Regions from separate parts of the Mus musculus genome. Here region 2 is linked to region 1. The links are chromatin loops, found by intact Hi-C in ENCODE. Cell type or tissue: left cerebral cortex. All regions are shown on one strand. Region 1 has its middle 1.5 kb from the start of Dpf3. Region 2 overlaps Dpf3 (D4, zinc and double PHD fingers, family 3).

The links. A loop is a pair of places that touch in the nucleus more often than their neighbours do. Peaks named below come from ENCODE experiments on the same cell type or tissue, not always from the same donor. Only the 100,000 strongest peaks of a DNase experiment are listed, where the experiment ranks them.
Region 2: it touches region 1 in a loop (7-fold over the local background); 3 of 42 quality-filtered maps call a loop at or near these places.

The regions. Positions count from the first base shown.
Region 1 is chr12:83,488,022-83,490,521 of GRCm38, reverse strand. No RefSeq gene overlaps it. Among named protein-coding and RNA genes, the nearest start is that of Dpf3, 1.5 kb to the right of the region's middle. In left cerebral cortex, CTCF peaks have their summits at 537 (motif pointing right) and 1,560; DNase peaks (open chromatin) are centred at 1,769 and 2,220; H3K4me3 peaks cover 1,126 bases.
Region 2 is chr12:83,340,178-83,342,677 of GRCm38, reverse strand. The region is part of intron 3 of Dpf3 (D4, zinc and double PHD fingers, family 3); the gene reads left to right. Among named protein-coding and RNA genes, the nearest start is that of Dpf3, 150 kb to the left of the region's middle. In left cerebral cortex, no CTCF peak of the experiment used is centred here; DNase peaks (open chromatin) are centred at 1,342 and 2,296; H3K27ac peaks cover 971 bases.

The DNA of each region.
Region 1 (2,500 bases):
CATGAGCTAATTTACATTCCCTTTTTGGTGCTAAGCCTATGAGATCGTGTGTATATTTGACACATCTCAGTTAGAATGACCACTTATCAAATGTTCAATAGTCACCTGGGCTCAGGATGCTCTGGTTGGACTCCAATGCTCACTGCTACCTGGGGGAGATGGAGATGTCATTATTCTGGTTCCCTTCTGCATCCCAAATAGCCTGCTTAGCCACCTAGACTAAGGCAGAAACGATGGGGTTCATATCCATGCATGAACCAATAGAGCTTTAGAAATGGGATTGTGTCTCCCTCCCTCCCTCCCTCCCTCCCTCCCTCCCTCCCTCTCTTCCTCCCTCCCTCCCTCCCTCCCTCCCTCCCTCCCTCCCTCCCTCTCTTCCCTTTATCACCATCCTTTCCCTTTTTCCCTTGGGCTGTCAGAGACTGAACCCAAAGGCAGATATGTATTTGGTAGGCTCTGAGTCCCTGAGCTAGCCCTTTGACTTGTGATTAGTTTAATTTTATGTGTATGAGTGTTTTGTATGTCTGTGTACCATGTGCATGCCCGTGGTGTCTGCATTGTCCAGGAGAGGGCATCAGATCTTCCCTGGAACTCTTGTTAGAAGGCTGTGGGCCACCATGCAGGTGCTGGGGGTTGCCCTAGGTCCTCATAAGGACCAACGTGTGCTCTTAACCATTACACCATCTCTCCAGCCCTCCAAGTGTGATTAAAAAAAAAGTTTTGATATCACAACCAGTAAGAAGGGTTTAGGTTTATGGAGTTAAATCATGGAAACATTGCTATCAATGTTGTTCGTTTGCTCTAATCAATGCGTTTCAGAAGTAAGAGAATTATTTCTATCCCATTGTTGTCATCTTCTCGGGATTCCCTATATTCTTTATGTCACCAGCTGGCAAATGGTGGGCAGACAGATGGGTTTCAGAGTCTATATTACTATTGTACAGCACTGCTGAACACCAGACTTTAATTCTGGTCCAGGCTCCTGTCTCCTTTAAGCATGTTTACTCTTAAGTCCCTTGCTTTTGAAGATTTTGGTCCAAATCTGTGTCCTTTTAATCTATGATACAAAACCCAAAGTTAATAATACCTCTATATTTCTCAGAAGTGATAAAAGTGACTATAAAGTCAGAATTGTATTGACAGTTAAAATGACATTCCATGAAGTACAAAAGCCAAGGCAATACGATTTGGGGGGGGGGCGTGGGGAGACAGGGAGATGAGACTGGGTTTCCATGTTGGGGGGTGGGTATCCATATGTAGTTCAGGCTGGTTTTGAACTTTAAGGGAGCACCATTGTACCTGGTTCTGTTTAGAATTCATTAATGCCAGTTTTCTCAACATGAGACTCTGTAACGAGAAGAGAGGGTGGGAGAACATCACCCTACTAGGCAAACAAAGAGTTAAATATTTCCAGTCTGCACGCACAGACTCACTCAGCTTTGCTGGGCTTATCTGTAACTCTAATAGTGAATGGAGCTGGAATCTGAAAGTTCTGGACTGCTTTGTAATTGTATTTTACTTTATTCATCGAGAGTCGTAAAAGGCGAGAGCAGGTGGAATTGTGAACTGCAATTCAGCATCTCTCGGTTTCCTTTTCACTTCCCAGCCCCCAGCTATTTGACCTGATTAAACAGCCAAGGGGGCCATAGCCCGGCTTCTATAAGCTAACGATGCCTGTGCCCTCTAAGTGATTTCATGAGTTTTCGCCCACTCCGAGTCTCCCTGTGCTCCGTGGAAGTCTGAGTTCGCAGAAGTCTCTCAGTTTCTTCTGGGGTTTATCAGATTCTGAGCAGCCGCATACTGGGGAAGCCAGGAGTCACGTCTGAACATTCACTTGCAAATTCTTTTCACCTCCTATCTTAGTCCAGAAAGGTGACGCCTGAATTCTCAGAGCCGTTCCCAGAGGGGACTCAGGCAACACCTACCTCAGGCTCTAACAATTTTTGCATAGTTACTGACTTCCCTAGCTGCGTTTCCTAAAGTTGCCTCAAAATTTCCCCAACCTTCTGCCTAAAAAGCGCCAGGTCTCACTTCGCTCCCAAGCTGGCCATGTCAGATCAGTGTGAATCGTTGACAGTGGAGAACGGTGGTCGTAGGGGACCGCGCGGAGTGACCACCCGTGAATTACGTAACAAAAGCCGTGGCTGTCCGCAAGCCTGACACTGAGACATTCCAGGAGGAAGGGAGTTGCTGTCCTGGACTCTCCAGTTCTCAGAAACCGCCCGGGGAAGGTGGCTGAGATCAAGAAAACACTTCGGGAACAAGAATATTGAACAGCCGCGGAACCCAGAACATTATTAGCAAACAGTGGAACACGAGTAGTAATTTCTTGGAGGAAACTGCAGCCTTCCAACTTTTTGCACTGCAACACGGTGGTGTACAAGGAGCTCGGGGGTTAAAAACCGTGATTTACAAAGCCCAGAGCTAATGAATGGGGTTAAGTGGTTTTGTTGGCACTATGTAAATATTCTTGTCCAGGAGCGCAAACTCTGCAGTTATT
Region 2 (2,500 bases), 150 kb after region 1:
CATGGCCCACATTTTAATAGTCTCTAGGCTTCTTCCACCATTTGCTCTCTGATGCTTGATGTGATTTCTCTTCTCCCCAAGACAGCCCCCCCCCCCACACCCTCCCGTCCAGGAACAGCTTAAGGAACGCTGATGTGCCAGGCATGTAGGTTGAGATTGATGGGGCTGTCGGCGGCGGGCTCCTGTGCCCCCCAGCCATCCCCCTCTGCCAGGCGCACTCCTTAGATGGATGAGTCGGGTGGGGGTGGGCACAAGGGAGGGCAGTGGAGAAGTAAAGCCCTTAGCTAGGTGTGAGCCAGTGGCCAGCGTGACCTTCTGCTGGGCCTGCTATGGATGCCGCTGTGTCCTTCCAAGAGAGAAGGATGCCGGCTCCCACCCCCCATCTGTCAGTGTTTATCTGTCTCTGTGTGTGTGGGGGTTTCTGGGCTTGGTATGGCCAGGAGAATGGATGCCTTCAAGTGCATCCAGGGAAATGACCTGTCATTTATCTCTTTCCTGCAATGTCAGAGCCTGCAGCCATCTATCCTAGATGCCCGCATTGGCCGCCTCTTCTGCTCCTGGTGGCTCCCGGGAGGAAGGTAGCTAGCTGGGCAGGCCTTCAGCCTTCTTCATGCTGCAACTGCCGGTGCCCCGGCACCTGCTCCCTGGCTTCCTGAAGTCTCGGGTGGCAGAACTGGAGTCAATAGAACTTAGGGGCTGTTTTGGCACTGCTTGTGTTCCTGACAAGGGACCAAGGCCTGGAGCTAGAAGAGGGCAGAGTAGCCGCATGGCTGCTGCAGCTTCCAAGGCTTCATTTTGTAGATGGGCCAGAGGGTCCCATGTTTAGAGCAGGGGCCCGAAGCCTGAGAATCACTTAAGTCTGCTCTTGCATACTTTCCTCCCACCTCGGTCTTCTCATGGACAGGCACAGTGCAGGGACCCATCTTCTTCATCTGCATCCCTAGAAGCCGGCATAAGGCCTGGGACATGGTACATGAATGATAACGATTTGTTAAATGAAGCTGGGAGAACACACTGAGTTCTCCTATATACTTTCCCGGATGAGGGAAGTTGAGAGACGGAGATGCCTTGGCCTAGAGCTGGGCTTCCTGTCCAGCTCTGTCATTGTCCTGGGCCTATATTTAGTCATAGGTTATAGACTCCTTTCCTATTCTCATAATCTACTGGAGAAAGAAAACACTGAATAGATACCACAAGGCCTGGATCCAAGTTCAGATCCCTCAATCACTAGCTTTGGAAGCTTGGGCGGTTACCTGGGAGACCAGACCCTGATTCTTCACATATGAAACGTGGGTAATGGTAGACTTTTTTTCTTTTTTAGGTCTGTTCTAAAGGCCATGTGGAGTGGAGGCAGGGTGAGGAGGCATAGAGATGTTGCCTCCCCAGACACTGTGGAATGGGCTCAGGGGACCTCCACAAAGACTGTGTGCGACACTCCTCAGTATCAGCGAGAAAATTATTACAGACAGCTTGCTGCACTGCAGGGAAATTGTGTGCTGTCTGGTCTGGAGCCAGGAACACATTATATCTCTGAGTTTCCCCCCCAAAGCCTCATTCTAGCATCTTCTATGTTGAGGAGAGTTCTTGGAACCTGGTTGTGGGATCCACTGTCCGCTTTTACTATAGCTGTTGTCCTGTGATACACAGGGGCGTAGAGCTGCAATGTGCTGTGCTAGGCAGGCCCATATGCCTGAAGCTCATCTTCTGCCCTTGGTGGAAGCTGCTCTTCTTTCTTTTGGAGAACCATGCCTCTGTGGACTTGCCCAGATAAGAATTCACACCTTGGTGCCCCTAGCATTGGGCATCTGTCCTTGGCTAGATTTGTCACATATAGAAAGAAGCCCCCTTGCTTGGGGACCGGGGCACTCATTCCTGCCCAGTGTACTCTTGGGTCTGACAAGGAGAGGCTAAGCTCTCTGAGGAAAGAGCTTTGCCCCTATTCTGCCAGCTTCCTCCCAGCACAGGCTTATCCTGGGGTTCTGTAAGTAGTGCAACACCTCCTCTGTGGTCTCCCCATTTCTGTGTTTACTGTCCTTCAGAGTGACCCTGTTACTCTATAGGCAACGCTCTGCCTCTCTCTGCTCAAAGCCTCCTGTGGCTTGTCATCACACCCAGGTTGGAAGCTGGTATTCTTGCTGCCACCTACACAGCACTTCAATGTTCCTGCAACTCTGTGAGCTGACCTCCTGGGAGCCCCCAACTCACTGTGTGTGTTCCAGGCAAATGGCAGCTTCAGGGCAGATGTACTAAGCTCGCTGGTGCCTGTGACATTTTTGCATGGCTACCCAAACAGGCCTCTTCTCACTACTCTTCCAGGCTCTTGCTTTCCTGGCCATATTTAAAAGTACCTAACACCTTCCTAATGCCCCCATATGGCAGCTTCCCTGCCATGTTCTTGTCCTTTCTCCAAAGCATCAATTACAAAATGCCAGATCGTAGACCTCAGTACAGTCATTTCTTATATCCCTTCCCAACGGTGTCATTTCTTATGAACTTGAAT